2 separate regions of the Mus musculus genome follow, and region 2 is linked to region 1. Evidence: chromatin loops called from intact Hi-C (ENCODE). Cell type or tissue: gastrocnemius. All regions are shown on one strand.

Region 1 (8,000 bases):
GCCAGTCATCATGGGTTTGCAATTGTAATAATAGCTATTGTCTGTGCAGTCCAATTATCTGTCTGGCATCCCACATCAGCCATCCTTCCATGGCTCCAGGAGAAGAAAACTCTTCACATTTTACTTGCAACTTAGAGACACTGATTCCCCAAGAGCAAAATCCAGGCACTTTATGTGAAGCTCTGGCATGCAGGCACTGTAAAATTCCAAACTACAGAAACTTTACCCAGTGTATTTTATTTTGGAACTTTGGGGTTTGGAAGAAAGGGCAGGAAGGAGGGAGGAAGCAAGAGGATGGAGAGTTGGGAGAGAGGAGAGAGGGAGGGAGGGAGGGTGGGAGAGAGAGGGGGGGAGGGAGGGAGGGAGAGAGAGAGAGAGAGAGAGAGAGAGAGAGAGAGAGAGAGAGAGAGAGAGACTAAGAACTAAGAGGGGTCATTCTTGAAATTATTCTGGTTTTTAGAAGTTCTTATCCTCCCAGATGTGGTTTGCTAGGGGCTAGTTTTTGTAGTTATTAAGGGAAAACAAAGGCAGCTAACAATGTTTGGATGTCTGCTCTCTTGTTAGGCACCAAGAAAGGTTTCTCATTTGCCTTCTCAGAGGACTCTAGAGAGTCCTCTGTTCTCCCCATGGGTTATGTGTAGAGACTGGGGCTTAATATCAAATACCTTGCTCCTGATGCAAAGCTAGTGGGTGGTAGAGCTGAAAACCAATCCCACATCTGTCTAACAAGTCTCAATACCCTTTTCTAGTGCCATTTGAAGGCATTTCTTTATGTGCAAGATACAGTACTACACAGATGTAGACAGCAATGGGAAGAGACATCCATTCACATAATTCAGATGTCTCACAAAGTGCCCATTATTCTTGGCAGTACAATTTTCCAGTCCCTTCCCACTCTCCTCCCAAGGGGTCCTTCACTAACAAGCATAACCACACCCAACAACAGCACTGGCCTCTCTCTTCCTCTCTCCTTCTGTCCAACTCCATCCAGTCTCAGCTCAGGCTCTTCTTCCATTTAGCCAGCTGGGAGTGCAGGCCGTCAGCAAATGTCTCTGCTTTCTTGCATCAATTCAGAAAGATGAGGGCACCGTCTTGTGCAAGTAAATGGCATGAGTATTGACCTAGCGGCTAGTCTGCATTCCATCCTTGTTTTCTTTAGTGATATTGGTACTTATCATAAACTGAGGCCTATCGCAAGATGCACAGAGGAAGGTACCCAGCTTTGGATACCTAAGAGGTCTACTTTACCTAAGTGCTTCAACAAGAGAGTAGAGAAGGAAAGATGCATAATAAAAGGAACAAAATACATAGTCTAGTCACCAATACACTACTTACGACAAGCTAACGATCTACTTCACCTGACCACAGGAAACCACTGCCGTTTCCTGCTCTCTGGGCTTGTGTGGGAGTCCAGAAGAGGTGAAGGCTGCCCATCACAATGAGTAACACAGTTGCAGACTCTAAAGGCTGACTGACCTCTCTGAGCAAAGCAGCGAAGGTCCTCAGCCCCTGTTTCCACTCCTCCATGTCATCTCTCACATGTGCTGGGATGGACGCTTGCACAACTGTCGCCACAGGAATCGTTACCTCAAGCACTAGGAAATGTCAAAGCCAGAAGATGGGCCTTTTATGCAAGCTACAGTTTCCTGGAGTCTTTTGGCCCTTGGAAATCAGAAGAAAAGTTACAGATGATTTTGAGCCACCACGTGGGTGCTGGAGAATCGTGATTGATATCAAACCTTGGATTTGTCAGAAAGGCCAAACCCATGCTACCCAGGTTCCTTTTCCTCACCACATGCATTTTCCACTGAATCTCCAAGGTGAAACATTTCCTATATTAGCTTGCTGCCGTCACCTTAAACTTGGACAGTCAGGCATTTTATCACCCAGTAAGACAAAACTTCTGTGGAGGAATGAAACAGAACTTTCCTCCGGAAAATACTGAAAAACTGAGTCGATAGGATGTTGGGGGAAACATGAGAATTCTTATACACATCTGCAGTTCTGAAAATAAAACCTCCCCCTCTTGGTAATGTGTTTGTGGAAATATTCAGCACATAACTGGTGTCAAAGGCTCAATAATCTAGGTGGGGTGGCTCATAGCATCCTGGTACCTAGGAGCCAGAGGCATGAGGATTGCTGCAGATTTGAGGCCAGCCTCAGCTACAAGGTTGTCAATAAAGCTGCAAAGCAAGAATTCCTCTAATAAAACAAACAAACAAACATAAGATATATGGTGTATAAGTAAATAAAAGCAGTCACAAAAATGAATGAATCAGTCATTGAAATGGGGAAAGAAGGTCCTGCCACACAGTAATTTTTCTAGAATGAAAACTACAGATAATGAAGATTAATTAGAGTTGAGTACATTCTGTGTGAGGTGTCTCTGTTCCACAGTAGCTTACAAGTTGATAAAGCATATGGGATCAACTGAGAAGAACCCAGAATTGTTGAGCAGCCTTAGCCATTTCCACAGAGGTTCCAAACATAGCTCTCTATATTGACAAAGACAGTTTCAACCATAAATCCCTAGTTTTCCAAGTACCACACTAGACCACAAACACGCCATTGGACACTGGGAAGGTGGATCTTTATTGTCAGCCTGAATGGATTTGGGATTACCTAGGAGGCACATGTTTTAGTGTGTGTAGGGTCTTTCCATGGGGGTTTCATTGAGGAGGAAGACCTGTTCTGAGTGTAGATGGCACCATCCCTGAGGTTGGAATCTTGCACTGAATAAAAATGAGAAAAATTAGAAAGCTGAATGAGCTGTAGCCTTCACCACTCTTTCCTAGATACCACGTGAGTAGCTAATTCATGCTCCAAAAGCCATGCCTTCCCTATCATGATGGGCTCTATCATTAAACCATGATCACAAAAAAAAAACCCTCTTCTTTTAAGTTGCTTCTTGTTGTGTATTTGGTCACAGCAGTAAGAAAGGTGAGCAGTGGTATATCATGTACTTTTCCCATTAACTAGCTAGGGGAAAGGCAGGACAAGGCTGGAATAGACCTGGCAATCCAGGAGATGCACGCTTAGCTCCAGATAAAAGCAGACAGAAACTCCATTCAACACCCCAGAGAGCAACTTTGCCTTTGCCTTGCCAGTAGGGGTAGCTGCTGAGCTGCTGGAACAGAGAGGTGCTTCCCATTCTGGTGGAAGATTCAAGACCTGCCACACTGCTTTCAGTTTGTCTCCAGGTAAAAGGCCACAGAAGGGCCCCCCTCCATTGCATTGCCACACCCAATCTGCTTCTCTCACACTCTCTTCCTTCTTACAGAACCTTCCTTCTTCCCCAATCCTCAAAGCCTAGAGCAGGTATGACTTTCCCTCACCAGCCAGCCCAGGACATGAACCTGGAACAAATCTTCCTCCAGCCAACATGTCATACCTTTCATCTAAGAACGTACATCTATCTATCTATCTATCTATCTATCTATCTATCTATCTATCTATCTATCTATCTATCTATCTATTTATCTATCATCTATCTACTATCAATCTGTCACCTACTTATCAACTATCTACCTATCATCTATCTATCAGTCCATCTATCACCTATTTATCTTCTACCTACCTATAATCTATCCATAATCTGTCTATTATCTATCTAGCATCTATCAATCATCACCTGTCAATCATACGTCTGTCTATCTACTATCTATCTATCTATCTATCTATCTATCTATCTATCCTAGTTTCACTGAGTTACAATTATTTTTTACTGGTAGATCTATTATATCTCACTTGTCTATCATCCAGATGTCTATTCCTCATCTGTCTGTCTATCTACATCATTCTCACTGAGCTATAATCTTTCTCTATGAAATATAAGGTTCTCGGGGATAAATTCACCTTTGGCTGTCAGAACCTGATACAAGTCCTGCTACATAGACACCTGGGTTAGGGAGATGAATACCAGCAGAGAGTCATATTTAAGGTTGCTCTGTGTGGTGCTGTGTCAGTTCAAAGATGATAGGATTTTTAGGTCTAATCCTCCATCCAGTGAGTAAGAAATTGCTCTGCGAGAAAATCTATTACTAAGGTGAACTGGCTGATTTCAGACTGAGATAGCTTCCAGATGAAGACAGTGTCTTCCTTGTTCACAGGATAAAAGAGGCAGGGAATTGAACAGTTAGTATCACTGGAAACATGTCTCAAGTGGACTGTCTGGTGCTTCTTTTGTCTGGGGCTAATGATAGTTGTCATCTTGAGTAAAGGACCCTATTCTGAGCCAGTGGGTACCTGAGCTAATTTTGCTGGCAGGCTAATCACAATGTGGATTAAGGGTTATCCCTGACTTCCTTTATTCTTTTATAACAAACTAAAGTCATCAAGAGGCAAAGAAAGGGGCAGGAAGGGAAAAGGAGAGGGAGAGGGAGAAAGGGAAGAGCAGGGAAAGGGAGGGAGAGAGGGGAAAGAGAAAGAGGAGAGAGGAGAGGAAGAATTCTGATAACAAGGGGAGTTTCAACAGCAGAACTTAGACGTTAGGTCTGCTTTATGCTAAGTGTGAAATGGCATGAGCTAGCTCCCCATGGACAATTCCCCAGAGACTTGTCTCTCACTAGAAAGACCTTTGTAAATGTTAATAGGTACTAGAAATGCTGGAAGTATATTTGCTCAGGGCCCAAGACATAAAATAATCATCAGTTTGTTTGTCTGATTCTAAGTGAGTTTAGTATTGATTTGCCTGATATGAATTCCAAAAGCCCACTATTTTGGGAAAGCCATCCAAACCCACTGTTTTTGATTCCTGGGAGTTTCCTTCAGGGGAAACTTCCTTTGCAATTCTGCACTGACTGGGGAGAAGAACGAACATACATAAAAGGAATGGCCAGACTTCCCTGTCTGCTCTTCTTCCTTGCTTCCAACCCCAAACCCTGGAGACTATTTTCCACTGCAGCTGGCTCTCCGGGGTGTGGCTCAAGTGCTGCCCTTGTTCAAACGGAAGAGTTCAAGTGAATGAAAGTTTGAAGTCAACTTAAAATCAAAACACAGACCTAGCATTTGTCAGATAGCTTATCTCAACTGTGTGGGATTTATGGGATTTACAAGCACTCTGACACGAGTGTGGCTTAGCGTATTTAGAATGAAAAGGACACTAGGAACGTCTTGCTCTACTTTGTAGTGGAGTGGAGGGCAGATCAGACAGGGCTGGGCAGTACTAAGAATAGATTCCTTCTTTCTAACGTTCATGATGGCTTGTCTTCTCTGCCACAATCATGAATTATTTCAATTTTTATATTTCTAATTAAATTTATTTACTTAGTGTGTATATGTTGACACACACGTGGAAGTCAGAGGATATTGTACAGGAGTCCCCTCCCTCCTTCTCCCATATGGATTCTGGAAACAAACTCAAGTCACCAAGCTTGGTGGAAAGGACCTTTTACCCTTTAAGCCACCTCGTGGGCCCAATTCGAAATCTGTGAGTATATAACACAGCATGCATATTGCAAACCTGACCATGATATCATTAAACACACAACAGTCAGCTATGGCTCAAGATTATTCTGTCTGCTGCTAGGCGACTTCCCAGAATAAAGTGGAGGCAAGGTCCTCATGCTTGTGGGGTCTGAGGTGCTGTTGTGAGCCAGTTCAGACAGGTACAACCAGTGCCTGCCAAACAGATCAGATCTTGGGCTACAATGTAGAGTCCTTGCCCCAGAGCTTCTCTGAAGGACCCAGATCCACCTGTTCACCTCAAAATTTATTCAGACTTTCTGGAAGTGGGAAAAGACACCAAACACACAGTTCTTACTGATGTCAGATGTCACTAGCTGAAGGGCAGATGGAGTCAGTTGTTGAAAGAATGAAGATTTGTTTGTTTTACTTCTAAGTCTGTTCGTCATTTTCTTGTTAGTGACTATTATGGGGTGAACTATTGTCCAGAACCAGGTACATTGGTATCCCCAGTACCTCAGAATAGGTCCTAATATAGACACAGAGTCTTTAAAGAGGTGCCTAAGTTAATGAGATTGTTGGGATGGGGCCCAATCCAATATGGTGGTGTTCTTAGAAAGGAAAAATGTCAACACTGACACACACAGGTTCAGAGGAAGATAACATTAAGAACCCAGTGCCAATCCCAACTTACAATTCCAGACACAACCAAAGATGAAGATGTGTGTGGATTGGTCAATTTCATGCTCTCACAAGGAATCAAACACGGTGACTCCCAGTCTGAGCATCGAGACAGAGTGCGCCTGTCATTTAAGCCATCCAGTATGGAGATGCTGCTGGTATCCCAGGAACCAAGTGTGAAATCCTAATGTATACATTTATTTTATGTCTTCATAAAATAAAAACACTTCTGCTTATGAGGAAGATACTTCTACATCCATGTTTTCCTCCCTTTGAGTTCTCCCAAATCAAGTATATGGGTGCAGTGAGGTTAAAGGTGGCAGGCAAGCAGGTCTCCGACAAGTCCTATCCTGAGAGAGATTAAGGCAATGTGGGCTCTGCTCACTTCCAGTAGCTCACACACTCCTCATTTCATAGCTCCAGGTAACTGTCTATAACTGATGGAGACACAGCCCCCATCTATAGACACAGATGTCTGCTTTCTTACTGTTTGTTAAGTAATAAATGTCAAACACTTTAGACAGGTAACTCTTGCAGTTATAAAAACACAGAGTATCAGAGACAGGAAAGAAGGAACATTTTATTCCATTTATCTCACTGTCTGCAAATGATAAGGAACAAGAGTCAATTTTTGCACTCTCCTTTTGTGTAACTGCCTTTGATGATCAGAGAGGAAGAGTCCTTGTCCCATGTATATAGAATCAAGTACACAATTGATAGAAGTTAGGGCAACTTTAATTGGTGCAACACAACTCATTGTCTCTTTCAGCTAATGTCAAACTTAGGAATGAGTGTGAGAAGTCAAAGAATGAAAACTCTGTCAACCTAGTGGGTTGAGAAAGCTTTTAGATGACAAAAAGTTTCAGTTGCACACTGATGGCCTTCACTTTTCTGTTGAATTGAGTAAGTTCAGAACTGATGAAAAAGGAAGCAGATTCCCACAGTACAAATCCCAAGTGGAAGGAGCCGTAGGAGAGGAGCAGGAAAGGTGAGGCATCTTGACAATGGAGTCTCTGTGGCAGGGTGGTTTACTGTCACACCAAAACAATGCACCTGTGGACATGGAGGCCCCCAGAAAGCTTCTAGGTACTGATGGTTTCTGGACACTATTTGACTTTTAAGCTTTCAAGTGACCATGTTTTAGTAATCATGGTCTATTCCCTGTGAGTCTCCAAATGTTATCAGACTGGCTTTGAATTTACACTGTGCATCAGGTTTTCCTCCCATGTCACTCACCAAGTCACTTCCCTGAGTATCTCCCTGTGAATATGATGCATGATCTGTGGATTGGTGCTGTGTTAACTTGGAGTATGAATAAAGGCCCACTCACACCAAATAGGGTGCTGATGACAGGCCAAAGGAACAATCCACCCAAGACTAGCTTGTAGAACCAAGGGGTTCATTTGGTTTACAAGACCATGACTAAGGAGTTGCAGGCATGGAAGTGATCCCTACACTGCTCCATCTCCAAAATGTCCCAGCCTAACATAGCTGATAATTTCCTGAAAGTTGCATAGATGGAACCCTCCTCCAAGATTCCTGTATATGATAACACCTCTAAAACCACCAGAAATTCAGGAAGAATCAAATACAGCTGAAAGACAACCCCAACATTGGGAAGGTCCATGCTGGGAATCAAGGCTGCCCTAATTAAAATGGTAATCACCATAGCGTGCCCAGAGGACGGCATTGTCCAGCTCCCGGTTGTGTGCTCATTGACTCAGCACATCTTTGCTGAGTACTTTCTTGGTGAATACTTTCTATAAGTGTACAAAGAAAACGAAAATGGAGACCTAGATAGTTTTCCCTTTGAATCTGGTCATTCCTATTGTACATGCTTAGGGAAGGGTCACACAATGGTCTTCTAAAAGCTTGTTTTGTGGGAAGATTCACTGTGGACTCATCTTTTCTTCATT
Region 2 (8,000 bases), 790 kb after region 1:
TATTTTTTAAAAATAGCAAATAAATAAACACATGGTTTATTTTAAAATGATTTTAGACTTAGGGGCTTCTAGACAGTGTAGAATTCTGTGTTTCATAGTTTCTCCTGATATTCACATCTTATGAAACTATGGCACACATCAAAATTAAGAAACACAAATAAAATTAGTATAGACTCTATTCAGCTTTTGCCAATTTTAAGGCTTATTGTTTTCATTAGTTCATGTGTATGGTGTGTGTGGAGGAAAACACACACACACCAAGCTCTGTTCTCCTCTCCTCTTCTTCCTCCTCCTCTTCTTCTTCCTCTCTTCCCCTCTGTCTGTCTGTCTGTCTTCCCCCCATGCACCAAGTTCACACATATGTACAAAGCTCTCTCTCACACAATCACAAACATCAAGCTCTTCTCACTCTCATATACACACACATATCAAGCTCACATGTACACCATTCTCACTCCCCCCCTCACACACACACACACACACACACACACACACACACACACACACACACACAGAGGTCAGGGGACAACTCTGTGGCCCCAGTCCTCACCTTCCACCTTGGCATGGGTCACAGGAATAGAACTCATGCTGTCAAGCTAGCAAGGCAAGCACTTTTATCTGTTTGGCCATCTCACTGGCTCCCAAACTGTTTTTTTACTTCCTGTTTTTTGCCAGTTTCCTACTAAGATCCTTTTTCTGTTCCTGGAGCCAACCCAGGGAACCAGATCCTAACAGGGACTTTCCTTTTAGGAATCACAGGTCACTCTTTCCAGTGTCACTCCATGTCTTTCAGGCATGCAGGTCTTACAAGTGCTTCCTGTGACTTTTGAGTTGAGGTTGCTCACATTCCCTCGGGACATCTGACCCCATGGACGTGGGCAGAAGCAGGTCAAATGTCACTGTATTTGTCCCAGGTGGAATAGTGCGCTATGCAAAGAAGGACCTGGAACCAGCCTAGGTTCAAATTCTCTATGGCTTCCTGCTACTTAGTAACCATGGACAACTGGTTACATTCCCCAACTTCTCAGCTCCTTGTCTCTTAGTCTCAAGAATGGAGATGTAATAGTATTAAAGGGTTACTGAGAATCCATAAATGTGGTTCTTAAAAAAGACAGCGGCTATAAACTATGCCAAGCTCATTATGGTCACTCATGCAAGGTTACATGATGTCCCCGCCAAGCTTGCAAGTACTTTGGCTCAATGATAAAAGAATACAAATCCCATGAACTCAGCTCCAAGTTCCTTTCACAATGAAAAAAAAAATATGGAATTAGCAGGTTAAACTTTCCCCTTACTTAACAAAGAAAACACCTATGGGGCTCCCTACCTGACAACGTGTTCTTTAAATAAAAGGATCTTCTATAAAACATTAATCACACTGTGGAATCCAGAACAAGGCTCTCCTGGCAGCCATCTCCCCTGCTGTTATACATAAGGAACAGTCTTCCTACGGTCTTCCTACGCTGGCTGGAAGCCTGAAAACACCCAGTAGAGAAGGGAGCAGTGCAGGTTCAGCCTCCCGCCTCCTCTAACCCCGCAGCCCCTGCCCTCGGGACTGATGTGAAGAGGATTTCAGGGAGCAGCCGTGCGAAGGAAGGCAAGGGAGGAGGCTGGTCCTTGTGCACACCAGGGCAAACTAGAGCTTCGTAACTCTGGAACGCGTGATGTAGAAATGACCAGGGCTTCAACCCTTTCTATCTAGTAGCAATTCTGTGACAGAACTCACACACCATAAAAACGCAAACATCCACGTGTACACTTCAGAACTCACCTTGTTGACTACCTCAGTCCTCTAGATAGCTTAGGCTAAATATAGTTTTGCCTGGCTTAAGTTTCTAATTATCTCAGAGCTGTACCAACTGTTACAACATCACTTCACAGGAAACACCCCAACAGAGATCTACTAACCACAGTCATGTAGTGCAGCATTCGACCGTCCACCCGCCCTTCATCAAACTGGGTCTTGTACTGAGGGAGGCCAATATCATCCAGCCATCCTAAAGGAGAAAAGCCAGTGCCGTTATCAAGCTATGAACTTGCCTAACTGTCAAGGAGAAAATATGACAATGTTTATTCTTCTTCATGCATAAAGGCCTCTTACTAGTAACCCAGTTGAAGTCTAGCTTCCCATAGTTGGTTTCTTCTTCAGATCCCAGGGCCTGCAGGGCCAGCTGGAGCTTCTTACGATGCAGTGAATGCTTGATGCCAAGTTCCTGAAACAATAAACAGAGCCTTAGAATTTTGTCCATCAGGGTTGGATCCACCAGCAAAGAACCCTCCACCAGGAAGCTTCCCTTCAAGACCAGCCCTGCATTGAGTTAGAACACTACCTCAGGCTAATAACCCAGTCTATATTGAATTATAGTATGAACCTCAGGCCAGGACAGCATTGCTGAAGAAAAGGCCCAAGTCTACCACAATGGGCTCAGTGGGATGTTAGACACTGCCTAAATAAATTCATTTTATTTGTAAGAAAGAAACTGTTGAATGCATAATGGGATTTGACTTCTATTTTGTGTACAGTGTTTGAGAATTACAACATAAAATATATAAAGTATTCCTTTGTGAAGTTGAATTGCATATATTATATTAAAAAGATATGTCAATGTGTGTTTACAAAATGAGTGAGATGTATGAACTGTATCCATTTTATGAAGTCTATTCACTATAGCACCTATATAATTACATAAGCTAATGCTTTTCATTACGGGTTCCACTCAGCCGGCTCTGTTTCAGGATGATAAAGGATCAATACTACATCAAGACTCTGGCTGAGGGTAGGTGTTGCTGGGGATTGAACCTTGGGCTCTCACACGTCAGACAAGCGCACTACCCCTGAGCTGCATTTCCAGCTATACATGCGCACCCCCCTCTTCTTATTACGTACAGGAGAATGGGAACAGTTACCTTCTCCAGATCCTGCTGAGAAGCCTGCAAAAGGGTCTGGCCAGATATAATCCAGTGCTTGCCAGAACTCAGGTAGGACCCCAAGCCTTGCTCTGCCAGCCAGCTACACACCTGCTCCTTGGTCCATTTGGCAAATGGCATATCCAGGTCACTGTAGGAAATGAGAAACAGCCCAGTCTTGCAGCGTATAGTCAGTACTGAGCAACTGTGCATACAATCAATATGGAAATTCCCTGGCAACAAACATTTAACCAAGAAAAACCTAATTTTCAGTTCGAGATTGGAAAGTTACTTTCTAAAATCCCTGTTTTCAATTCAAAAGAAATTGTGGAAGAACCAACAGGAGTTACTGAGAACACTTTCTACAGAAAAACACCAAGATGAGCTATGTGCGGATCAGCTGCACTCAGAGCCGTTGTACAACTGCTCCACTAAAGACCCTACAGTCTTTAGTGGCCTCCCAGGAGATCTACTGCAGCCAGGGCAACAGATCAGCATCTTCTCTGCCTCTGTGAAGAGCCCCCAGTTGGAAGGCCCCACAGGTGGTCTGCTACAGCCAAGGCTGCTGGCCTACCAGGAGACCTAAAGCAACCCAGTTAACTTACATAACTATGTAAGTTATGTTTTCCACATTCAAAAAAAAACTATCCCAAGAGCTGACTCCCAAACTGAAAATACTGCTTGGCAGAAAGAAATTCAAGCGCACTATGAACTCATTTCAGCAGAATTATGGTTTCTCTCTAGCAGAGAATCACTGAGGAGATAATGTGCCCCTGCTAAGTACAGGAAGGAACACTCCAAGTGAAGTTTCTATTTTCTTTTTCTTACACAGCTTTGCTGCTTGAAAAAATTTTCAAAGTGACATGGCTAAGTTTTTAAAAAATATTAATTTACATTGTGTGTGCATGACAAAAACTTTTTTTTAATAGCACAAGGGAGTTCTTTATTGTACTTAAGGAGACATATGGCAAGTGGGAACATCTGTTATCTGAAGGCCAAAGGGAACTTCTTGATGAAACCCATGTCCAGGGCTCCACCTGTGTGGGAGTCTGTGTTCCCAGCTGATTACTCTTTAAAAGGCTCTGCATTCAACACCTTGTTCTGTAAGTTTGCCAACCCCGCCCTCTTATGCTCAGGAGGTCAGTATGGTTAGCTCCAAACCCACCTAGGTTTTAATAAAGCACAAGGAAAGTTCTTGGACTCCTAGTGAGTGAAACATAGCTTTTTTCCCCAACTAGTATGACAAGGCTTTTATTAATTCGGTCGAACAATGTATGGTCTTGATAAGCTCAGGAATTCTGATACAATGTGTCTTTATGCACTTTCAAAGGCTCTATCAAATTGCTAATGTCTATTGATCAGTTGTTACTAGACAGATATCAACTCAGTCCTCACAATCACCTTTAAGGATAGGTGCTAGGTCCCTCTGTGGTGAGAGGAAAGTGAATCAGAGCATGAAGGCATAGCTCAAGGTCACCTGCCTGGTGGACACGAGTTTGGAGAGCAAGAAGTCTGACTCCAGAGCATAGTTTTTACCTTCTCCCCTTCCACTTCTCAGTGCTGGAGTTGGTACCAGGACCCCATGTTTGCCACACTAGGTCTCTGCTATTATGCCACAAGCCCAGCCCCTAGAACCATCTCCTGACCACTCGGCTGCCCCACCTTTACAAGACTATGCCTTCTGAGACTTCCCACATAATTGTACCTACATCAACATTCAGCCCCAGAACCATCCTGACACCTTACATGTTCACACTGCTCTCACCCACACAGCTGTCACCAACTACTGACAAGCAGAGTCACTTTCCCAGACAGAGCAGTAAGTCGGACTTCAGCCAATAGTGACATCACAGGTATACTTACCTGTTGGACTGTCCTAAATCTCGAGACCAACCAAGCCTGGGTCCTGCAGTTGCCCTTGTCCCTCCTCTTTTGAATTCAGGCTCAGACATGTCATCTGGGTTGAATGTAGTTGACTGACTTCTTCTAAGTCTAAGGACACAACGCACATGGTCATACGTTAGACCTGAGGAGGCTTCTGACTTGGTGGTTAATCATAAGGTTTTTGTTTGTTTGTTTTTGTATGTCATTAGTCCAGATATTTGAATTTAAATATTAACCAAGGCCCAATGAGTATATGCATCCCATTATCAGTCTTTCTTTCAAAAAGCCTTGGGATTTGGTACCCACGCCCAGGCAAACTTCCCATTGTCCTCTGCACCTGAACAGCACACAAGTCAGGTCCTCCACCTGCCCTTCCTTCCACTTACTTCCCAAAGAGTCTCATGATGCCTCTGGATTTCTTTCTGGAATCTGGAGATGGTGGAGACATTGGGAATGGACTGGTTCCCTGGGAACCTTTTGACCGAGATGTACCAGCCAAATTCAGGTGCTCAGCTGTCTCTTTTTCTGTCTCAGCTGTCCCAAGGATAGAATAAGACCACGTGAGTACAAATAATATATAAACCTTCTTGCTTTTAGCAACTTAAGAATTCTCCTTTCGGGTAAGAGCACTGACTGCTCTTCCAAAGGTCCTGAGTTCAAATCCCAGAAACCACATGGTGGCTCACAACCACCCGTAATGAGCTCTGACACCCTCTTCTGATGTGTCTGAAGACAGCTACAGTGTACTTATGTATAATAATAAATCTTAAAAAAAAAAAAGATTTCCCCTTTGCGTCTATAAATCAGTGACTTCCAGAAAGTTCCCTGAAGTACAAAAATGTAAGTGTATGTCCCCTAAGCTTACTCTCCTGCATAAAGTAAATTAGCTTAAAATTGGCCTCTGAGGTTAAGTGTGTGACAGAGCTGTGTGTGGTGGAACACACCTGTAAATCCCCGGCCTGGAGGCCGGCACAGGAGGAGCGATTCTGAGACAAGCTTGGGCTACAAAGTGAGACTCATTTCTTCCTCTAACATCTTTCGCCATGACTTGCTCCTAGATCTGTGGCCTGGTTGTCTCTTCTTTGCTGTAGCCCCTAGTTTCTATCCTTCCCACAGTGCACCCCAAGACTCTGCTTAGGCCCTCAGCAAGCTCGCCTGCTCTAAGCTCAGCCCTGAAAGATGGCTCTACTTTCACAGGCAGATGGCATCAGAACTACTGAGCCTCACTTCACTCTCGAGTCCCACACCTGAAGTCTGCAGAGGCCCAATTTAATGGGTCAAGTGGGACATATTAAAACTACCCAGTTCCCCTGAACATATTCTCTCACATTTTATTCGAGGTCAAATTAAGATTCTATATCATTTTGTTCTTAACTCTCCTTCTCCTTTGCCATTTAGATCACACGGTTACAGAGGACTAGCAATTCTTTTCAAAGAATGAGTCACCAGGCGTGGTGGTGCACACTCATAATCCCAGCACCCAAAAGGCTCAAGGCCAGACCAGGCTGAGATCCTAACTCAAGGGGTGAGGGGGAGACCAACTCAGCCTATTATGTATTAGACACTGGAAAAAGAGTGGCCAGGTATGTGTGAGATTTTCTTTAGATATAAAGTCAGTCGTTTTGATTTGGCATGGAAAGAGCAGCATCCACACTTGCCACTGCAGACTTCCACAGATGCATCATATAAGTTCTTTCAACTGTCCATCCCTGGAGAACAGCCACAACCAAAGACAGGGCTGGTGTTTTCCAAAATGTGAAACTTTACATATTACAAAGGAAAATAACACTTGTTCAAAAAAAAAATTCAGGGGAAGAGACCCAGAAGGATTTGCAGAAGTTGCAGAAGTTGAGTTTTCTATGAAGCAGAGCTGTGATTACGGGTTATGATAAGCAGCACTGGCCTACAAGCATCAAGTACTGCCGTAGAAGGACACAGGAGTAGCTGGAAATAGTTGTCCAACTGGAAGAGTGTAATTTATCTTAATTTATTTAAGATGACAGAGCCTCAGAGAAACCCAGGGGGGTCGATCCATTCTCACTCCACAGCCACAATGGGTATAGGTGCCCTGAAAATGTTCCTAGCCCAACTTTAAAAAGCACTGTACTTTTATTTTTTTTTTGAAGGCGTTATTCACACTATTCCCCATGGGCAGACAATGAACTTTTCTTAAAAGCACTCTGATGGAGAACCCTCAGATACCATGAAGTTACCTCTGTCATCACTGAATATCCCCAATTTCAAAGTAATAAAATGTCCAGAATGTTCCCATAAGAGCAGTAAGTCAGCTCTGGCCTGGCAACAGACACTTCTGGGGGAGGCCAGGAAAATAAACACATGGAGGAAGAACGAGAGTTGGTGGATGAGGGCTCAGTCACGGTGAGGGGAGCCGGGATGTATGAACCCAGCACATTCCAGCCCTGCACCTTGCAGGTTGCTGGGCATTTCCTCAGAACTTGTACAAGGTGTCAACAGTACTGCTTAAAACAGTAGGTAGGCTCAAAAGCAAAGGCTCTGTAGTGTCTGTTTCAGCCAAAGATAAATGAAAATTCTAGAACAGACTATGTTTTCTGATTGCAGCCAGCTTGCTTGGTAGAGATCACAGAGGCCAGGAGTGGGGGTTAGATGGTTTGGAATGCAGTATTGGTGAAGGCTGGCATGCAGGGTACGGTACCTAAGGTGGGTGCACTGGCACTTCGTTTACGGTCTTCAGGTATCCCAACAACGCACACAACACACGCAGACCAATGGAGAGAACACAGGGGTGACAAAATGAAACAGATCAGACTCTTCCCTCCATGGCAAATGCCCACAGGAGGAACACATGCACTGCTCTGAGACTACAAACTGCACAGGGTCACTCATGGGGGCTCACTCATCCCACAGCACAGAGGGGAGACTGTCTGAAGCAAATCTCAGAACATCACAGGGTTAGGTTGTTTTCATGTTGCTGTTTATATCACCGGATAGAGAGAGGGGTAAGAGCTGACTTATCTTCACAATGAAAATTAAGTTCACTGAAGCATTTTTGCTAACCCCTTCCCCCCCCATCCCCGCCAAGACATTCCCCTTTATTTCTGAGAATGAGAAACATTCACAGAGGAACAAGGGATGGGTAGGATCAAGCGTGGCCTCTTTCCTGAAGGTCAGGCCCTCAGTACCCTCACCACATACCAAGGTTGGGTGCACTTGCTGTCCTCTTTCCACTT

What was found. A loop is a pair of places that touch in the nucleus more often than their neighbours do. Peaks named below come from ENCODE experiments on the same cell type or tissue, not always from the same donor. Only the 100,000 strongest peaks of a DNase experiment are listed, where the experiment ranks them.
Region 2: a loop joins it to region 1, with 3 times the contacts of the local background. A loop is called at or near these places in 5 of 42 quality-filtered maps.

The regions. Positions count from the first base shown.
Region 1 is chr6:147,806,036-147,814,035 of GRCm38, reverse strand. No RefSeq gene overlaps it. Among named protein-coding and RNA genes, the nearest start is that of Gm15762, 90 kb to the right of the region's middle. In gastrocnemius, a CTCF peak has its summit at 3,102 (motif pointing right); a DNase peak (open chromatin) is centred at 3,129; H3K27ac peaks cover 709 bases.
Region 2 is chr6:147,016,359-147,024,358 of GRCm38, reverse strand. Ppfibp1 (PTPRF interacting protein, binding protein 1 (liprin beta 1)) reads right to left here. Exons shown (of 31, transcript NM_001355728.1): 19 at 7,966-8,000; 20 at 7,466-7,498; 21 at 5,178-5,325; 22 at 4,771-4,899; 23 at 2,908-3,058; 24 at 2,102-2,213; 25 at 1,909-1,997. Among named protein-coding and RNA genes, the nearest start is that of Rep15, 12 kb to the left of the region's middle. In gastrocnemius, no CTCF peak of the experiment used is centred here; DNase peaks (open chromatin) are centred at 1,526, 2,975 and 3,404; H3K27ac peaks cover 372 bases.